Regions from separate parts of the Mus musculus genome. Here regions 2, 3, 4 and 5 are each linked to region 1. The links are chromatin loops, found by intact Hi-C in ENCODE. Cell type or tissue: left cerebral cortex. All regions are shown on one strand. Region 1 holds the start of 1810013L24Rik (RIKEN cDNA 1810013L24 gene). Region 2 holds the start of Usp7 (ubiquitin specific peptidase 7). Region 3 has its middle 5.5 kb from the start of Gm5767. Region 4 overlaps Usp7 (ubiquitin specific peptidase 7). Region 5 has its middle 3.1 kb from the start of Gm25805.

What was found. Hi-C counts contacts between places; a loop is a spot of excess contacts. Peaks named below come from ENCODE experiments on the same cell type or tissue, not always from the same donor. Only the 100,000 strongest peaks of a DNase experiment are listed, where the experiment ranks them.
Region 2: it touches region 1 in a loop (6-fold over the local background); 15 of 42 quality-filtered maps call a loop at or near these places.
Region 3: a loop joins it to region 1, with 2.2 times the contacts of the local background. A loop is called at or near these places in 5 of 42 quality-filtered maps.
Region 4: it touches region 1 in a loop (2.0-fold over the local background); 4 of 42 quality-filtered maps call a loop at or near these places.
Region 5: a loop joins it to region 1, with 4 times the contacts of the local background. A loop is called at or near these places in 3 of 42 quality-filtered maps.

The regions. Positions count from the first base shown.
Region 1 is chr16:8,827,702-8,831,701 of GRCm38, forward strand. 1810013L24Rik (RIKEN cDNA 1810013L24 gene) reads left to right here and starts at 2,399. Exons shown (of 4, transcript NM_001081400.3): 1 at 2,399-2,984; 2 at 3,620-3,700. The coding sequence starts at 2,759. In left cerebral cortex, CTCF peaks have their summits at 1,728 and 2,343; DNase peaks (open chromatin) are centred at 2,145, 2,813, 3,352 and 3,828; H3K4me3 peaks cover 2,559 bases; H3K27ac peaks cover 2,519 bases.
Region 2 is chr16:8,735,947-8,739,946 of GRCm38, forward strand. It overlaps Usp7 (ubiquitin specific peptidase 7), which reads right to left and starts at 2,396. Exons shown (of 31, transcript NM_001003918.2): 1 at 2,258-2,396. The coding sequence starts at 2,339. In left cerebral cortex, a CTCF peak has its summit at 207; DNase peaks (open chromatin) are centred at 458, 1,714, 1,951, 2,252 and 1 more place; H3K4me3 peaks cover 3,245 bases; H3K27ac peaks cover 1,126 bases.
Region 3 is chr16:8,684,310-8,688,309 of GRCm38, forward strand. No RefSeq gene overlaps it. Among named protein-coding and RNA genes, the nearest start is that of Gm5767, 5.5 kb to the left of the region's middle. In left cerebral cortex, a CTCF peak has its summit at 1,976; DNase peaks (open chromatin) are centred at 980, 2,022 and 2,647.
Region 4 is chr16:8,704,252-8,708,251 of GRCm38, forward strand. Usp7 (ubiquitin specific peptidase 7) reads right to left here. Exons shown (of 31, transcript NM_001003918.2): 6 at 3,387-3,495; 7 at 2,348-2,478; 8 at 1,835-1,889; 9 at 853-933; 10 at 677-767. Among named protein-coding and RNA genes, the nearest start is that of Gm5767, 25 kb to the left of the region's middle. In left cerebral cortex, no CTCF peak of the experiment used is centred here; a DNase peak (open chromatin) is centred at 2,476.
Region 5 is chr16:8,767,409-8,771,408 of GRCm38, forward strand. No RefSeq gene overlaps it. Among named protein-coding and RNA genes, the nearest start is that of Gm25805, 3.1 kb to the left of the region's middle. In left cerebral cortex, CTCF peaks have their summits at 1,868 (motif pointing left) and 3,852 (motif pointing right); DNase peaks (open chromatin) are centred at 190, 410, 1,202, 1,373 and 3 more places; H3K27ac peaks cover 1,759 bases.

The sequences.
Region 1 (4,000 bases):
CTTGGGAACAAATTGGGAGGACGTAGCCAAGATAGGCAGAAAGAATGGCTTACATTTTTATTCTATCTTGCCCTATCCAGTAGGAACTTATCTATGTGTCACCCCCAAGGCAGAGAAACTCCTTCCTTTTGAGTGTACTCTAATCCCAGGCTGGGACTTTTTGTCTTCTTCCTATGTTTGATTTTATGCCCTGTGACTTTTGTACAGCGTTTTTGTTGTGGTTATTGTTGTTTGTCTGTTTTTGAGGTTAGATCTGCCTATGAAGTCCTGGTTTACACAGAACTCAATCTGTAACATTTCTCCTGAGTGCTGGGATTGACTACAGCTGTGTTCCACTGTGCTTGCTTCCCCCCCTCCCCCCCAAATATCATGTTCCCTATAAGGCTCTTTTTTTTTTAAGATTTATTTATTTTAGGTATATGAGTACCCTGTAGCTGTCTTCAGACACACCAGAAGAAGGCATTGGATCCCATTACAGATGGTTGTGAGCCACCATGTGGTTGCTGGGAATTGAACTCAGGACCGCTAGGAGAGCAGTTGGTGCTCCAACTGCCGACAGATTGCTTCTTACAAGCTGGTTTTGGGCATCTGAAGGGTCCAGGTGTTGATTTGTGATACATAATGTTGCTTAGGCATCATTGGGGACAATTTAAGATTTAAAACAAATAAACAAACAAGGGGCTAGAGAGATGGCTCAGAGATTAAAAGCACATGCTGCCCTTCTAGAGGACCCAGGTTCAATTCCCAGCATCTACGTGGCAGCTCACATCTACAACTCCAGTTCCAGGGCTTCTGACACCCACTCCTCCCGCCATATACATATGAAGGCAAAACATTAATGCACTTAAAATAAAGATTTTATGAATCATATATTAAAATATGAATTATTTATAAAGCAAATTATAAAAAATAAGATAAAATATAACAATAATGTAATGTTACATATTATCTAATATAATACAAAAATAAGTAAAATTAAAATAAATTATACATAAAACAAAATAAAAAACAAAAACGCATCACAAGGTGTGGTGGCAAAGGCTTTTAATCCCAGCGCCCAGGAGGTAGAGGCAGGAGGATCTCTATGATTTCAAGGCAATCCCAAAACTACCAAAAAAAAAAAAAAAAAAAGTTGTTTCAAGAAACAAAACAGGCCGGGCGTGGTGGCGCACCGGAGGCAGAGGCAGGCGGATTTCTGAGTTCAAGGCCAGCCTGGTCTATCTACAAAGTGAGTTCCAGGACAGCCAGGGCTATACAGAGAAACCCTGTCTCGAAATACCAAAAAAGAAAAAAAAAAAAAAAAAAAAAAGAAGGAAACAAAACAAAGAGCACCAGCACACCTGGCTTTGAGCCTAGTCCTAAGGAAAATGGAATATGAACTTTCAGAGAGTCCAGAGATTAGGCTCTGGGAACCAGACAGATCAGGGAGAAGTCCGGAGAAGCCAGAGCAGGCAGGATCAGATCCTGCAGGACTTCCATCCAGTACAGATGGCATACATAAGCTGTCAGCTCAGAGGCTGAGAGGTCCCGTCATTGTGCTGCCCTCTTGTTCCCAGGCTTCCAGACCTCTTTCCTGGCACTGATCACTCTGAGTGAGCAGTGCAGGGGCCCGGGTGCCAGCAATTGCACATGGGGGGCGGGGGCGGGACGCGGCGGTCGCACGTGTCCCGGGAGCGTGCATGGGACAGGTGCCGGGCCGCTACTAGCGCTGGGCGCACTGTCCGCCAGGCGGCCCTGGTGTCCAGCTCCCTCCGGTCCCCTTCTCCGGGAAATCTCGGTGAGCGTCCCCAGGTCGCTCACACCTCCGGAGAATTTTCCTTTGGATTCACACGCTTTACTTGCCCCACTAAGGTTGGGAATTCTGGCATTAAAAAAACATAGAAAGGGCGCTGCAAACAGAGGTAGACTGCACTTCTCAGGAACTCGAGGAGTCAGCACATAAACACTGCGTGACCATGCACTTGCAAGCCCGGGAAAGGCCCCCGCGGGGTGCGGTCACCCGGCGGAGTCACGTGACTCTCAGACGGGGTGCGGGAGCGAAGCGAGCACCGCGCAAGCGCAATCCCTTGGCTCCAGTGTACAGATATTTCTTCTTCTGCTTTGGTTGGTCGCACGCAAACACTGTCAACTCCTCCCTGCTCTACAGTCTTCAAGTTCCCTGACATTTACTCCTTCCCCCAGCCCCCCGCCCATTGATGACATCAGTTCGACAGGCGGGTAAGCCAATCAGAACGCTGCGTTCAGGGGCCAGCACGCGGAACCCGTTGCGGCGGGCCAATGGGGAAGGTCGACGGTGGGCGCGCCCCAACCGCCTCCTGCCGGGGAAGCGCCGCTGGCCAAGTGGGCGGCGCTTTCCAGTCAGCATGTGGGCGGGGGAGGGCGGGGCCCGGTCGCCGCAGAGGCGTCGACGCCGCCGCCGTAGACGACGTTCCTCAGTCTTCGAGGTGGGCTCGGCGGCGCAGGCCGGACAGGGAACGCCGGTTGGAGAGCGGCGGCGGTCGGACCGAGGCCGCGGGGCCGTGGGTGGGCGGTAAAGGGGTGCGGGCGAGGCTAGGGCAGGGTGCGGCACCTCGGAGCGGGGTTGGTGGGCAGAGGACTCGGGCTGTGCGGGGTGGGTGCCGGCTCCGCGGGCTTGCACAGAGGCCTGGGCCGGCCGCCGGGCCCCTCGTTCCCGGGCCTGTCGACGACGACGTTCCCGCGGGGACCGCGCTTAAGGAGGACGCGGCGGCGGCGGCCAGGCCGCGGGAGGCCGCGGAGGATGGAGGAGCGGAAGGAGGAGGGCGAGGCGGAGATCCAGGAGCACGGGCCGGAGCATTGGTTCTCCAAGTGGGAGCGGCAGTGCCTGGCCGAGGCCGAGCAGGACGAGCAGTTGTCTCCCGAGCTGCAGGAGGAGGCGGCGGCCGCCGCGCAGCCCGAGCACAAGCAACAGAAGCTGTGGCATCTCTTCCAGAACTCGGCCACGGCCGTGGCTCAGCTCTACAAAGGTGAGGCCGCGCCGCCATCTTGGCGCCGCCCCGGCCTGCGGAGCTGCTCTTCCCCCCGGTTCCCGGCTCGGTCCCCGGGACCTGGCGGCTCCTCGCACCCTGCGGGGATAGCCGGACGACTGGGAGGGGAGGGCCGTGCCGCGGACCCCTGGCCATCTGACCCGCAGGACGGCGACGGAGGAGCTACCCTGGGAGGGGGAAAACTACGATGAAGGATGGGGAGACCCCCGATTTAGAGTACCTCCCGAGGGTCCCCACGTACCGGTCCGGGTGTCCCCGGTCGGATCGTGGGGGTAGGGGAGGAGTCCCTGTCACAAAATGGCGAAGGAGGCGGTGGGGCGGCCCTATTGTGCCCCGAGCCGGCCTCGGGGCGGAGACTGCTAGGGGCGCTTCCCTGAGCCTGCCGGGCGGCGTTCGCCACTCGGGTTGCGCTGTTGTCAGGTTCCCCTTCCTCGACCCAGTAACTCCGGTCTCACGCTCCCTTTGGGATCCCCAAATCCTGAACAAAATGGCGAAACCTAATATGGCCGTTCCGGAGTGAGTGACGCCCAAATAACATTCTCTTCTTTCTCTATGTCCTTGTGTGTGTCTTTTTCCCCCCCCTATTGTTTTTTTTCCCCCCTTTTTGTTTCCAGACCGAGTGTGTCAGCAGCCAGGACTTTCTCTCTGGGTCCCCTTCCAAAACGCAGCCACCGCCGTCACCAACCTCTATAAAGGTAAAGATAACCTTGCTGTCTTGCCAGGGTAGGCGGGGAGGGAGGAAGGGCAGGCCACGTTCCGGTTGACAGCCGATGTTCTGAGTGTGTTTTCTCCTCTCAAGTTCAGCTTCTGCTAACCTTGAATGCCTTGCAACTTGAGAATATCTGTGGTGTTCTAGCTAGATATCCAGAGGCAATTTTTGACACGCCTCCTATTCCTCCCTCGGGGACGTATGACAGTGCCTACGGGACACTTGGTTGTCAATCTTGAGAGGGGGCTGCTGGTTACTCTACAGTGCCTGAGACATCAATCCCCTA
Region 2 (4,000 bases), 92 kb before region 1:
CAGTAAACAGACCCTCATTTTCTCTCTCCCCATATTTTTCCCTTCCTAATTTTCCTCAGCACTCCTAAGAACTTAAAATAACCAATTCTCTAGTGGATGTATGAGCACTGTGTGGTCACTCAAGAACAAATGTAACTCTGACAGAGTGAGGCAGGACCGCATACTAGCATACTAGCCCTGACTACCGATAGGAGGGGAAATTACAACCAACAGAACCAGTCTCCCAGCTTCCCTCTCCATCGAAACCACCCTGCCCTAGAGGGAAGGCAGACAGGATACGCCTCACAAAGCCTTCCTTCCCAAGCTGGTCATAGCTCTGACCCCCTCCAGCTGCTGGCTCTACCAAACCCAAGTAAATAATGGTGCTAGCCATTAGCTCCGGTCTAGATCCCATTTGCAGCCCGGCTTGTGAGACCTACCGAAGTTGTTAACTCTAAATTCGGCTATTCTGGACTTTGGAAGAAGTTATCAACCCTTCCTGATCCTAATTGACAACAGCACAGTACCCTATTTGCGGAGTGCAAAGCTAAAATAAGACTGTCTAACGTGCACTCCCACACCAAAGCACTATACTAGCTCACATGGCCACAGCCCTGAAAGACTGCATTTTCTACAGAATTAGCGCAAGAATAGAAAACTGAAAGCCACAACACCCATTAAACACTAAAACTCAAATACTAACTTTGATAGAAAATGAAAGTTTCACGAGAAAACTCTGGGAAGCAAGCATGAAGCCCAGGATATCATGGGTAAAAAAACCTGTGAAGATCTTCCACCACCCTAATCTCGTCAAAACTTTGGACATAGACATTTTTCCAGATACAGTCTGTATCAGAAATATGCCCCCCCCCAGCGCTGTCCAATCTTATTCTCACAAAGCCCTAGAGGAGCAGTGAGGAAGACTTGAAAGGAAAACGGATGTTCACGTTCCGAGCAACTCTCCACTTTAGACGTGCATGAAATTATAGCATAAAAGGAGTACACTAATCTCCCAAAGGTGAGTTCCATCAGCTATTTGGTTTAATCGCACTTGCCAGACACTCTGAAATTACTGATTTGCTGAGGCCAAGAGAAACAGCCTAGTCCTTGGCATGAACTTCAGCTTCCCCCTTCCCCCGGCCCCCTAGGGCCTTTTTCCCTCTGCTGCATGGTCAGACAATTGTTTGATTCCCACTGATCACCATCAAGTTATTCACAGGGGGGGTCAAGAGTCAGTATTCCTAGCCTAGAGCATGCTACATCATACACAACAAATACAGTTTTACCCCAACTTCCTAGGAACCTTCATTCATTTATGAAAGCCACTATCACTTGCTGAACGGTCCATTCATTGCCCCTCACTGGGATTCCTGCCTGTCTGACCCCTTTAGGGCAGGTAACCGCGCATACTGCCTTCACTTAAAGTACCAAGTCAAAAGAAAAGAAAATGACCAACCCAGCATGAGATCCCGAAGCCAGAGTCCCTCCACTGCGCTTTCACAGCAAACCTTGATAGCGAAGCTCTACAAACAGTATAAAATCCAGTACCAAGATAAATTCCTGCGGCTCCGGTAGAAAACATAGTTACCTCCAGAACTTAATCTGCTTCTGCAGTAGGCCAGCCATGTGCGGCGGAACTCCATAGTTTCAAGCACACTTTTTAGCCGGACGTGGACGGCACCACCTACAGCCAGGTACCCAAACTCCTCCACAAGCCCAGGTAACTTATAAACTAGGCGAACCTGAGTACTTTCCCAGCAAGTCCAAAGGCTGAGGGCAGCTGCGCGCCTTGCAGGTGTCTCCGCAATTAAGCGCGACGCCCGGCAGAGCGCTCGGAAGTTATTGGGGGGAGGCTCTCCGGGGGCGCGTTCAGAAGCAGGTGCAGGGGAACCTGCGCACCCGCTCCCATACCCACCCCAAGAGCTCAGGGGCCGGGGAGCAGGCCCAACCAGCCTGGCCAGAGCCACACACCCCGGAAAGAGGACGGTCCCCGGGGCCCGCCTCCCAACCTGGGTACCCGGAGCCAACACACCTCGATCCTAATTTACGACTCCGGCGCTTTGTGCCCAGCAGCCCGTGCGCTGCACAATGCGTGAACTCGGGGGTCCGGGGCCACCCCCCGCCGGGCCGCATGACTGTGCAGCCCCGGCCCGGCAAAAGCGCCGGGCCGAGCGGGGCCGAGCGGCAGCCCGGCCTGGTTAAAGATGGCGAGGCCCTCGCGTGGCTCCCGCGGCCGCCCGGACCACAATGAAAGCGCCGGCCCCGCTGCGGGCCTCACCTTCCATCTCCATGTCCTCGGGCTCGCTCAGCTGCTGCTCGCCCGCTTTCTGCTGCTGCTGCTGCTGCTGTTGGTGGTTCATGTCGGCCGCGGCCTGGGCCTCGCCTGCGGCCGGAGGCCCGGGCTGCGGGCCCGGCGGGCGGGCGGCTGCTAGCAGAGGCGGCGGCGGCGGCGGCGGCGGGGCGGCCTCCTCCTCTTCCTACCCGCGCGTCGTCGGCGGCGGCGGCCCCGGGGCGGCCCGCGGCGGGCGGCGGCGGCGGCGGCGGCGGCAGGGAGACGCGCACGTACTTGCTCGCGATTCGCCCAATCTCGGCGCCGAGGCGGGCGGGCGGCGGCGGGCCGAGCCGGGCGGCCTCCTCGCTCGCTGCGGCCGCCGCTGCCGCCGCCGCCGCCGCCGCCGCAGGGCCCGCCTCCCGCCGCCGGGGCCGGGGCTGCGGGGCCGCGGGCCGGCCGGGGGCGGAGGGCGGCCGGGCGGGGGCCGCGTAGTCAGCCCCGCCTCGGACCGGGCGCGGAAGGCTGGAGGCCGGGCGGGCCGCGGCGAGCCTGCGGGCCCGGGTGTGGGCTGCGGCGGCGACCGCTGAGGCTGCGCGGGCGGGTGACCGGCTGGCCGCGCTCGGGGCGCTGAGGCCTCCGCCTCCTCGGCGTCGTCGTCGGGGCTCCGGCAGCGGACGCGGCGCCCGGCGGCTCGGCTCGGCTCAGCTCGCTCTCAAAATGGCGGCGGCGTGAAATGTCACATCCGCATGGGGGGCGAGAGCGGAGCGAACGAGACGAGGGCGGGCGGCGGGCGGAGCGGGAGGCGGAGCGGGAGGCGGAGCAGGGAGCGGCCCGCCCGCCGCCACCGAGGAGCACCCACCCCGCGCGCCGGCCGCCCGCCCGCCAGCCCTGCTGGAGCGGGGCGCCGGGGTCTCCTCTGTGAGGCAGCGGAGCGCAGCCCAGGGCCGCGGGGCTCCGGCTGAGGGTAGGGGTGCTCGCGGGAACTGGGCTGGACAAGGAGCCCAAGGCGCGGCGCCGTTTTACGGCCCGTAACCGGCCCCGGGATTCTCACCCGGGCAAATACGTGGGAAACTTAACTCTTTTGCACCCTAGATCCAATAAGGCAAAGTGTAGTCCTTCGGCTCTCACCTATCCCAGCATTCATTTATTTCCTCTCTAGGAGATCAGGTTGGCCACGATCGTCCACTGGGAAAGAGTCTCTCGGGTAGTCCAAGCTGGCCTGGAACTTTTCATGGTGCTTGATGGACACCTGATCCTCCTGCGTCTACCTTTCTAAGTTTTAGGAGTCAAATTTTTTTAAAAGCGAACTTTTCAATACAAGAAATTTGAAGAGGGAAAATCTGATTGATTTAAGGCCTAAGCGCCAACTGACTTGGGGGGGGGGGGGTAGCACATGCCTTTTTAATCCCAGAATTTGGGAGGCGGAGGCAGAGGCTGAGGCAGTAGGATCTCTTCGAATTGGAGGCATGGCCAAGCCAACCAGGACTCAAACAAATCAACAACAAAACAAGAACATCTTGGCCTGAACGCTTCCCATCAAGGAACTTCCTCCTACCAGGTCCCAAAGGCACCTGATTCACCAGAAACCTGCCCCTTCCTCCTTCCCAAGGTCACCCAGAGTTGGGTGCAGGGGGTTGGGATAGTCGTACTGCAAATACTATTGAACAACTTGCTTTCACAAAAAATTAATTAGTAATAATAAAAAAAGAGCCTTTTCTAGCACTTCATGACTTGCAAGGAAAATAACCA
Region 3 (4,000 bases), 140 kb before region 1:
CCGCTCCCTCAGGGACCAGTGCCCTAACCGCAGTGCCAAGAGAGCGTGGTCCTTTCCTCACCGTGGGTCTCTGCAGTCTGGGATCCTTAGCCCCGAGGGCTGCAGATGTCCTCTGGCCACCCACTAGCAGCTTTCCTCAGCCTGCTTTGTCCCCAGGCTTGCTTGAGCTTCCTTTGGCCACCTCCCTAGGCTTCTGTCCTCTCCAGCAGCCCCTCGGCCTTTTCCCCTGGATGCCCCGGGCAGCCGACAAAGCCCTTGCGTTGGCATGGAAAGATGGCCCTGTAATTAAGAGGAGTTGCCTCACAAAAGTGAGGACCAGAGCCTAGATCCCCAGAACACACACAAGTGCTGGCTGGGCGGGCAGCACACATGTAATCCCAGCCTTCCAAGTCCCAGAAAGAGGCTCCCAGAGCAAGCTTTGGCTAGTGAGACTAGCCATGTGAGCAAGCTCTGGGTTTGAGGGACCTTGCCTACATGAGTAAGATGATCCTGTACATCAACCTTGGGCCTCCACATGACTGTGCACTTATGTACATGCACACCTACACAGGTGCACCCACGTATGTGCAGACACACAGACAAATGGGGGGACCTCACCGGGTCTCGAGAGCCCTCTCCTGCAGGAGTGGGTGTATGGGGAGGGTCTCCAGTGCAGCCTGCCTTTCTATTCGCCCAGTCTCTTCCCCTCCACCTGCCCCACACTCTGCTGCGCCCTCACCAGCCTCACCTGTGGCTAACAGACAGTTAATGATGCAGTTAATATGGACAAGAATTCAATACTTCTTTGGGAGCCTGAGGTGGGGATTGCCAGCCTTAGTTACATAGTAAATGCCTGGCCCTTTAAAAAAAAAAAAGAAAGAAAAATCTGTTGCTGCTGTTGTCCAGATCCAGACCTGTCTAGGCAAGGTGCCTTGCCTGGCGTGGTGGAGGAGGTGTGATCATATTTATGGAGGCAGGAGGACCTGCCCGCTGTGCACAGCACCATTCCCTGGCTGGGATCCCGGACTGGTTAAGTGAAAAAAAAAAGAGAGCTGGGCTGCAGCACGCAGTTATCCATCTCTGCTTCCTGATTGTGGGTATCAGGTGACTTTCAAGCTGATGCCTGGGAGCTAAAATGACCCTTTCTCCCTTCCATTCTTCTTACCAGAGTAGTTTATCACAGCAACAGTTGCTGCCCTGGAACTCACAGATCATACTCTTTCAATGAGCTGACCTGGAGCCATGTGCAGTGCTTGCTACCTCCCTCCGGACCCCACCCAGGCAGCACCCTCTCTATGCACCCCAGAATAGCCCATCCCTTCAGTGCTTTTTCCAGGAAGACTCATGAGCCTGACACCCCTAAGATCTAACAGAAGTTTAGGGAGAGGCTACAAGAGAAGTTGGGGAGGGAGGAAGGGGTCCTGCTGAGTCCTCTCCTGGGGTGGACTCCTTCCCAAGGTCACGGTGCAAAGAAGCCAACAGGAAGGAAGTGGTTGTTAAAAGACCTCAAACTGGCCCGTGGGTGAGACTTCTGGGTAGGATGAGCATTAGGGGCAAGATCAGGAAGGAGGGACAGGGAAATCCAGTTTCAGAACGATTGGATTTTTGTCTTTGCAATGCTGAGAATTGAAGCAGGGGCTTCGTATGACAGGCAAGCACTCTACATCCCAAACCCTCCTTTTCATTTTGTAGCAGGGACTTCACTAAATTGCCCAGGCTGGCCTTGAGCTTACTATGTATCTCAGGCAGGCCTGGCACTCACCATCCTCTCCTGACTCAGCCTCTTGACCGCTGTTTTGACAAGTGTGAACTACCACACTGGAGCTCCATTTAATTTTGAAAAAACCAACTATATTGGTGTAGCTATCACTATATGAGTAGAAAGGGTGAAGAAACGAGTAAATTATCTGAATAAGAGAAAGGGGGACATGGGAAATGACAGGCACATGAGGTACATGGGCCACTGATCTGTGCTGGGTTCCCTGTAATACCCATACTCACCACAGGGAGGTAGCATTGCACCAGTTGACAGAGGTAGAAATCCAGGCCTAGGCGGTCTGGTGACTGAATGCATGGGCAGCCAGAAACTCAAGTCTGCCTCCCTGTATTAGTTTGATATAAAAGCTGTAGATGAGTGGGTAGTTGCATTGTGGGTGGGCTAGCAAGCATTCCAGGCTGAGATTGCTAGAAGCCTGAAAGTCGGGCGAGGCACACTGCCCAAAGCAGGCAGCTCTCCAGACCTGAGGGGTTCCCTCACCCCCAAGCCTGTCTACCACCTGCAATGGAGGGAATACTGGGAAACTGGACTTCAGAACTTCGAACCTTAGTAGCATAGAAATAGACCTGATACAAGATCACACTATCATGCCAAGTCAGCGTGGGCCTCAGACAGAAAGCAAGCCTTGGATGACCCTTCCAAGCTCACCTGAAAGCTCCCTTCCCTGTTCAGGTCCCTCTCTGTCCCCCATGCAACATGTTGGGCTTTGACTTGTATTCCTGGACAAGAGTGTCTCAGTTTTCAACTCCACAGTGCCTAGGCCGTGAGCCCCCCCTCCCCACAGACCCCAGGCTTGCCCATATCATAGAAAGTGGAAGAAACCCACAGTGCTGCAGCTGCCTGAAGGTCCTGCTTTACTCGGCATCCGTGTGAGCTTAAAAGGACGGTGCTGATTACGGTCACCCCACCCTCTGTGACAGCCTTATCACTGGAGTGGACAGGTGGGTGTGGCGTGCCATGGCTGTGCTATCAGCAGCCACCATGGCAGGCCTCTGTGCCCACTCCCAGCCTACTGCTGCCAGCCCTGCCCAGCAGGTCCACCTTGGAAATCTGCCCTGCAGCTGGTCTGGGGACAGTGAGCTAGGGCCAGGGAGAGAAGTCGGACAGCTTTAATGCGCCCTTAGCACTGTGCACGCCACTTAGCTGGAAGGCTAACACTACCCCTCAGCCTCGACGAACCTAAAGGTGCCTTCCCAACCCCCTCACCTCCTCCTACTGCAAGCCCAAGCCTGGAAAACTGAGCTAGAACATCCAAGAGCCCAGTATCCTGGTTGGCAGGAAAGGACATGTGAGCTCACCTCAGAGACCGTGAGGCCTTTTGGAGTCTGGTTTCCAAACATGTTGAAGGTACAAGCTGGGACCTGCCATCTAGCCCTGCCATTCAGCCAGACCAGGCACATAACCTAACATGGGCCAGTGACCCCTGGCAGGGAGGGACAGAGACTATCATACCCAAGTTTTGCCCTCAGAATGATCTCAAAGCAGAGGGTCCCAGCTTGCAGGTCTCATTCACAACCACCCATGTCCACCAACAGTAAAACTGAAGGACACAAGGAGATTTGGTCCTGATGGAGCTTTTTGCCTACCTGGGAAATGAAGTCCCCTGGAGCTCCTTCAAGCCAGCAGGTTGTAAGAACTGCATCTCAGCAGTCCCTAGGATCAAACTGAGTGCCAATGAGGACATTGGACTTTGGCTCTGACTATGTGCAACAGATTAAAGTGACTGTCCCTTCCCTTAGGAACTGAGCCCCATTCCTGGTGCTTGGCCACAGGCAGCCAGAAGTTGAAGTAGAGAGTGGACACAAGGCACTCTGCCATGGGGGCAGCTACTGTCTGATAGCACAGGGTTGGGACAGGGACAACATGCTGAGGGCCCCACACATGAAGACAGCCCCAATTCCTACAAAAGCACCTGACCTCTGTCCCTCATCAGCTTCCACAGACATCCATTCCAGGAAGGGCTGTACCTATTCCCCATGTGGCACAACCAGACTTGGGTTTTACTCTGAGAGAGGGTTTGTACTATGTAGCCCAGACTAGTCTCATCGGTGGCTGGGATCACCACCCTGCCAGGCTTCATCAATGTAACTGCACATTTACCCTAACAAACAGCTGGAAAGCAATATGGTATTCCTCCTTGCCAGATGTGCTTGGTCACAGGGACAGTTGGCTCAATCAAGGCTCTGCTAAAGGGGGAATGGCCTCAGAGGAGCCACAGGGAGTTTTAGTGTTGAAGAAAACCAC
Region 4 (4,000 bases), 120 kb before region 1:
TCAACTCCAGCTCAACAAAGGAAAGGGGACCCAACTGGAAGACAGTGGTACAAATAAAACCCCGGGCAATCCAATCTATGCCCAGGAAAAACTCATCTACATCAGGAGCCTAACCTGTTAAACAGGCTTTACAATGAGATACACAGAATCATTTTTTACACTGGCTTGACTGTCTGGCGGAAAAGCACATACACTATCACTAAACTTAGGTATCAGTCCACACCACGAGATAAATGATGCTGAGCCTGCCATAAATGCAAGCAGGAAATGAATGAGAGCAATGGCCTGAACCTGTAGAAAAGCAATACGGTAGATAAAAGCCCCTAAAATGAACACTAGGTGATGATCAAGCCACTAGTCCTGTAAGGATCACATGAAGCACACAGGAACAAGATGCTGAAAAAGGCTCAGACTACAACCAGGCCAGCCCAAGCTGCTGAATGCTAGAGTGTTTCCTCTGATGGGGAGGGGGTCCAGGGCTTGGGCAGGCCACAAGAGGCTTCCAGGCAGCTGGACACACGGCTCTTGAGAGTTGGATACACAGAAGCAGGTAGTCACCCAATGTGCTGTGTGCTTAAGATGTCACTCCCTGCATCTAACCTTAATTATAACACAATCCCTGTTCCTAATGAGACACTGAGCGAGAGCAGCAATGAAACATGAAAACAAGACTTACTGTTTTTCTTTCCTTTTATACTTAGCTGGATATCATAATAATCTTCTCTCCTATCAGAACGGTAGTCTACGTCTTTGCACTGAATATAGGACTGTAAGTAAAGAGAGGCAGCGTCAGCACTGGCTGCCAGTCTGTCAGTCTCCCAAAGCCACTCTTTAAAGCGCATGCTCACATACCACCATTTTGCCTCGGAATAACTTTGGAATGGTGCCCTCTACACAGGTGCCTTTCATCTTATTTTCCACATTATCAAGCAACTGAAAGAGAAGATTTGCGCATTAAAAACAACTTATACTTGAGTAATGCATAGTAATTTAACACTTTACTTGGAAATGCCAACAAAGAATTTCTAGACTATAAATATATTACCTTTGGCATGCAATTATTTAAAAAAAAAACATACAAAATCTTTCTTGGCTGGATTTTGTTGCTTTTACAAAAAATATCTCCATGCAATAGTTGAGGTTAACCTTTTACACAGTCTTTGGGATGAATTAGTAATCTCGAGTGCCTTTAGAAGCATTTTTTTATGTTTATTTTACCTCTGTGGAAAAGCATGTAAATTGATCACTAAACTTAACTCGGAATGGTCCACACCAAGAGATTAATGAGGTTGAGCCTGTCAACAGGATTGACTGGTTTGTCCATGGATATTTAATGAACTGATTCAATCCAGCTAGTGCTGCAAAAAAGAAAACACACCTTGCCCAGCCAATCACCTTGAACATCCATTCCAAGTCTGCGTGAGCACGCTTCTATGTCCTTCCTCAATCCAGGAACGAATGACTAGTGACTAATGGGGACAGGCAACAGCACCACCTCTGTAGTGCCTGCAGCTGCCTAATCAAAGTGAGTTTCCCTTGATTTGTGACTCCTTTGCATATGCTCAGGCAATCAGTGAGAAACCCACTACTCACAGCTACATCTGCTCAACCTTCCCCAGCATCACATCACCTTCTGACTCAGTTTCCCACAGTTCGAAACTAGACGAGCCCTAAACCAGGCATGTTGGTGGGATCCCAGCACTCTTTTAACTCTGGCCTACACATCAGTCCTAAGCCAAGGTAACCTTAGTCTTAGTTGTGAAACTACTTGGTAAAGACCTCTAGCATTGTCTCATTCACTTTGACAACCAAATAGTTGCTGCTTGAAACTTACCACTCGACAAAGCTCTTGAACATCGTGTTGCATGAAGCTATCTAAAGTTTCCCACCTTTCAAAGAGAAAAGGAGTATCGACATTTCAATTTCTGAATTTCAAGGGAGTAAATTAAGATGCAATCTAGACTGCAAACTAAATTCAATTAACCTCTAGCCTCAAATTCAGTAGGTAGTTTTTTTTTTGTATGTAAAGAATATCTTGGGGATTGTCATAATGCAAAGATTAAACTGAATTTTATTAGCAGTCAGTGAAAATTTTAAATTTTTTAAAATCTAAAAGGTGGTAACTACAAGTCACATACACTTCAATGCAAGACACGCCCCTTTGTCAAAAAGCAAAGTGGTGAAATCTTTCAGGAAAAACTCTAACACAAAGCCTTACTTCCAAAGAGGGAAAGGATAGAAGCCCTGGGGCCAGCCCTGAGCCTGCCTGAGCCAGATGCCGGTCTCTCCTGTCTCCACTCTGTCCCTTACACAGAAAGCAGAATGGAGGCGGATTGCTGATACATACCCAAATGACTTTGTGAGCTTTTTTGTTCCTACGGGCTTATCGCTGTGCTGTAATTCATAGAACACTCTTTGTAATGCTAAAGGGACGCTTTTAGATGAATCATCGCCCTCTGTTGGCATCATGTACACAGCCTAAAAGAATTGATTTAGAAGTGTTTAATTTTAGGTAAAAGTATCATTTCTAATATCATAAGGAGTAAAGCAATTTGCTAGGGGCTCAAGTTTGTAAAACCATCAAATGTCTGTAGAGACAATTTAGAAAAAACTTAAGTCACCTACAGCTCCCCCTGCACTCACTCCCTGGGGTGTGCACATTTAACCCTGCCAGTGTCTAGGCACCAGAGAGGATGAAATGCAGATGGCACTCAAGCTACCACTCTGCGAGCTTCCACCTCAAGAGCAGCTGTCGCAGAAGCGAGCAGATGAGACACACATACAAGTACCTTCTCTGTCCTACTCCATACTGTCTGCAGTCAGAAAAGCACCACCCTCCATCATTAGCCTCAAACTGCTTATTATGAAGCCGAGGCAGGAGGACCACAAAGACTACTAAGTGACTAAAGCCAGTCTAGAAGCATGTGTAGACACCTCCTCTCCCGAACATTATGAAGAGGGTGTGGAGCTGGCTGTGGTGCCACCTATCTTTAATCCCAGCACTCCACATTAACCAGGCAGGCAGATCTGGTTAATGTGGAGTGATCTCTGGCCAGCCTGTCAGCTACAAGAGAGCCAGTACTACACAGACTCTAAATAAGGTCAGAGGGAGCCTGGGAATAAATATACTTTAAAGGTAGAAACATTAGCCCTAAAATCAATTAATTGTTATCATTATGGTGTTTCTATTTTTAAATTTGATCACATCAATTAGCTCCAAGACCAGGTGGTCCCCACCACCACCAGAGACTAAAGGCATCCTGGCAAGGCCTCCCTGCAGAGAAAAGGGCTGCTGTCTGGGGAGGTAAGAGAGTATCTGCTGGGCCTTTAACATACCTTGCAGAAGAGAAGGCAGAAAGCTGCTGAAAGGAATACTATTCATTTACCTTTCGTAACTGATTTGTGAAAAACAAGGTCTGCAGCAAGCTATTCATGTAACACGTTGCTCCCTGATTCTTTAAGCCGACATAGCCAGTATGCTTCTTTGAGTCCCACCTGAAAGACAGTCCAAGTTTGAAGGTCCACTGCCAGGGATACCTGGCTTCTACAATATATAGGGCTCAGTTGGCCATTCGCCCTGGCACCTGTACAGCTGATCCATCACATGTCATCTTCTGCTATCTAGCATGCTGACAAAGAAACACTGACCATTCCTCTAGGCACAACACTAGGAACTGAGGCCTCGCTCACACTACACGGATCTTTCACTGCCATAGACACTCACACTCAATTTCAGCGTTCACCTAACAGTCTCCTAACAGTTCTCAGCACCACTGTCATTTATAAAGGTCAGCACTCAAGACACCGGGGGCTACCTTTTACATCAAATGTGACTACAGATCGATGATCGATCTCAATCTCTCTCTCTCTCTCTCTCTCTCTCTCTCTGTCTGTCTGTCTGTCTCTCTCTCTCTCACACACACACACCCCAAAAATATGAATGCCTAATGTGTATAAGACGTGGCAGACAACCCCATCACCAAATCTATAGAAATACATT
Region 5 (4,000 bases), 60 kb before region 1:
GCACAGAAGATGTAAGTGACCAGTTTCAGGTCACTCAGCCAATGAGGCTATAGTTGTAAATGCCGCTATTCTATATGCAAACTGGAGCTCAGTGAATATCTATTACTTTGCATAGTCAGCCATCTCCTGTTGGCATCTGAGACTCCTCAGGGTGTGGTAGCACACACCCCACCCGTAACACAGTAGGAGAGGCAGGAGGATCCAGAGTTCCAAGCCTGGGCTACGGAACTGCGCCTTACGTCCAAAAACAATGCAAACAGACATTTGACTCTAGGCCTTGGACCTTGGAGCATAGCAAGGAAGAAGAGGAGGAAGAAGAGAGGAAGAGGAGGAAGGAGAAGCCGCTGTCATTGTTTTTCTACGTCGTTCATTTTTTGGTTTCCTTTTTCTGGTTTGCTTTTCCACTGCACTGCCACCCACTTCCTTATGCTAAGACTTTAAAATGAATTACATTCTGGGCACACTCACCTCCCTTCATCCCGCTGCTGCCTGAAGCTCAGGAAACCCAGCTGGAAGCAAACAGGCTTATCTTTAATATTTTAAACTTATATTTTATTTACTTATTTATACAACTGTGGAGTCTGAGGGCAATTTGTGGGAGCCAGCTCTCTCCCTGCACCGTGGGCCCTGGGGACTGGACACATGCTGTCATGCATGAGGGCAGGGGTCTTTGCTGTGGAGCCCACTTGCCAGCCCATCACAGACTCGTCTTCCATTTGTTTCTTCACATATTTGTTCCTTTGCGTCAGGCAGGGTCTCTTGTAGCCTAGGCTGGCCTCACACTCACTGTGTTCCTTAGGGTGACATTGAATTTCTGGTCCTTCTGCCTCTGCCTCCTATATCTGCAGACCAAAGATTATAGGCAGGGACCACACAACTGCCTACTGATTGTGTGCGTGGGCTCAAGCACACGTTGTAGTGTGCAAATGGACCAGTTCAGAGGGCAGTCTGAGGGAGTAGAGCTAAGGGCAACAGGGCAGGAGGAGCTGTCTTTTTTCTGCTGCCAAGTCCCCCCCCACCCCTTATGAGGCAGGGTCTCATTGGATCCAGTTGACCTTGAGCTCCACCTTCCAGGTACTGGGATTACAGGTATGTACCCCAATGTACAGTTCCTGTGGTGTTGAGGAGAGAGCCCAGGGTTTCCTGTGTGCTATGCAAGTGCCCTACCCATTGAGCTGCATGCCCATGTCCAAGATGAAATATGTTGAAGCCTGGGAGCGGAGTGACTAGAGTGCAGGTAGATGGAGCTGGATCCTAGCCCAGGTCTGTAGTCCCTTGGTATTTACGGGGCAACCTCTAAACAGGCTCCCCACAGGCTTCTCTGGGAGGCCCTGTCTGTTCCAGCTACAGCCAGGCTGCCACTGAGCCTCATCCAGTTGCTGAGCACTCACAGCACGCCTGTTCCTCTTCCTCCTTTCAGCCTGTGGCTCACTGGACAAGCAGGATTGTTTACAGTAAATGGAAACCCAACTTGTTCAGGAAGCTCGGCCTGATACATTACAATGTTATTCTAGCCTGTAATGTACCTACCTGTGGGCTTTCAGATACAGCCAGGCTGTCTGGAAAAGGACCCTGAGGTTTCAAGCTGCCTTTTGGGGTCAAGGCTAGGGACTGCAGAACCCTGGGTGCTTTTCTGGTCCCCCTGAACTTCCACGTGTGCATGCACCCAGACAACTGCCTGTCTTAAAGGTCATGAAGCGCTGGGACGTAGGGAAAATTACCTGCAGACCTGGTTTCCCTAGGGTTCAATAAGGCAGGGCCTTCTCTGCTCTATTTCTGAAAGCTCAGTACTCTGTCTGGCACCTGCCCCCGGGGTTGGCCCGAAGCTCAGCCTCAGCTCACAGTCCCTGTGCCCTCTAGTGGTCACTTGGAGGAAGGACTAGCTCAGGGAGATGAGGTATGATGGTCTCTTACACTTGGACATTACCGGGTAAAAATAGAAAGCTGAGGGCTAGCGAGATGGCTCAGTGGTTAAGAGTGCCGACTGCTCTTCCGAAGGTCCCGAGTTCAAATCCCAGCAACCACATGGTGGCTCACAACCATCCGTAATGAAATCTGATGCCCTCTTCTGGAGTATCTGAGGACAGCTACAGTGTACTTACATATAATAAATAAATCTTGGAGAAAAAAAAAAAATAGAAAGCTGAGGAATGGGGAAAGCTCCGGTCAGGCACCTCATTCCAAAGAATGATGCACATTTAGTCTCAGCTACCTGAGAAACTGAAGCAAGGGGATCACCGCTGTACACTCCCTCCCCACACAATTAAAAAAAGAAAGGGGAGCCAGGTGTAGTGGCTCATGCCTTTAGTCTTAGTGCTCTGGAGGATCTCTGTGAGTTCTACGGTGAGTTCAAGGATAGTCAGAGCTACATACTGAGACCCTGTCTGGGGAGCAGGGTAGGGAAGAGTAAAAGAAAAACGGGGTTCTGAAGAGATGGGTTAAGAGCATTTGCTACAGTTCAGTTCTGGCTCAGAGCCCTCTACAACTCCAGTTCCAAGGGATCCAACATGCTCTGGTCTTCAAAGTGAGTTCCAAGACAGCCAGGGCTATACAGAGAAACCCTGTCTCGAAAAACCAAAAACAAACAAACAAAAACCGAAAAAGCACGTGTACAGGCAAACAGGCAGTCACAGAGAAGAAAGTAAACCCATCTTTCTTAGGCATTTATGTGTTCATTTTTACATAAGTATGTGTCTACATGAGTTTATGTACAGCACATGTGTGAAAGTCCCAAAGAAGACTCTAATTCTAATTCTTTAGAATTGGGGATGCAAGCCACCTGCTGTGGGTGCTGGAAACCAAATCCAGGTCCTCTGGGAAAGAAGCAGGCGTTCCTACTGAGCCATCTCTCTAGTCTCAAATAACAGAGAGAAGAGAGAGAGAGAGAGAGAGAGAGAGAGAGAGAGAGGGGAGGGGAGGGGAGGGGAGGGGGAGGCCACGATAGGCAGTCTATTTTGGTTGAATGAGGCTTGCTCCGGCAACCCAGTAGAAAACTCTACAAGAGACGGAAAAGCGAGCCACGTTCCCAGAGTCAGGTGCCTGACACCACAGAGTCCCCAACTCCATGATTCTGTGTCTATAAGTCAGGCAAAGTCCCAAGCTCCTGGCATTCTGGCTAGACTCCACCCCCAGTTACCTGGCAACAGCAAGATAGCCTAGCCCACTATAAAAGGAGCTGCTTGGCCCCTCCTCACTCTTTAAGCTCTCACCATCCTTACTCTCATCTCTAGCCCTCCTCTCTCTCCCTCCCCCCCACCCCCCTCCACGCGGCCATGGACAGCCTCCCTCTTTCTACCTTCTTTCTCCCTACCTTCCTACAACAAAGCTCGGAGACTGTCTCTGCTCATCAAGGCCCACTATGCTTCAACAATGGGATAGGCTTTCCCATAACCAGCCGCATCTAACCTCCCGTTAGAAGGCCTTCCTGCGCTCCAGCCACTGACCAGACCAAGGTCTCTTACCCACGTGGGAACCACCCAGCGCCTCCCTCTCCCCCGGCCCTCTCCTTCCTTCAGCACCAGGTCCGATGGCTGAGAACCTGGTGCCTAGGACTACCCCTTGTCCACCACCCGCCGAGCTGGGGCCAGTGGCTTCACACCCAGACACCCACGCGGGGCTGTGGGGAAAGCGCGGGGAAAGACAGTCCTTCCGAGTCCGCCCGCCCAGAGCATCAGAACTCTGATGGGACAGGGGTTTTCTCCCACTCCCTCTCCCCCCCACCCCGCACTCCCTGCCCCACAATTGTGTTCATTGGGGGCATGCTGCACCTGCTTGAAGGTAGGATGCCTTTGTTGACTCCAGCCACATCCCTTTATAACATCTTTGCGTCTCTGCTGTGAGCTGGAAAGTGACGACAGTCCAGCAGAGGGGGCTCCTGGGAAATGTATCAGAAGCCAAAGCCAGGATCCTTTTTGGTCTGGCGAGAACTAAGCTCACAGAGGTGCTTGTTAAATATGCTTCTACTCACATCTCTGACTGCTCTGGGGCTCAAAATGCAGCC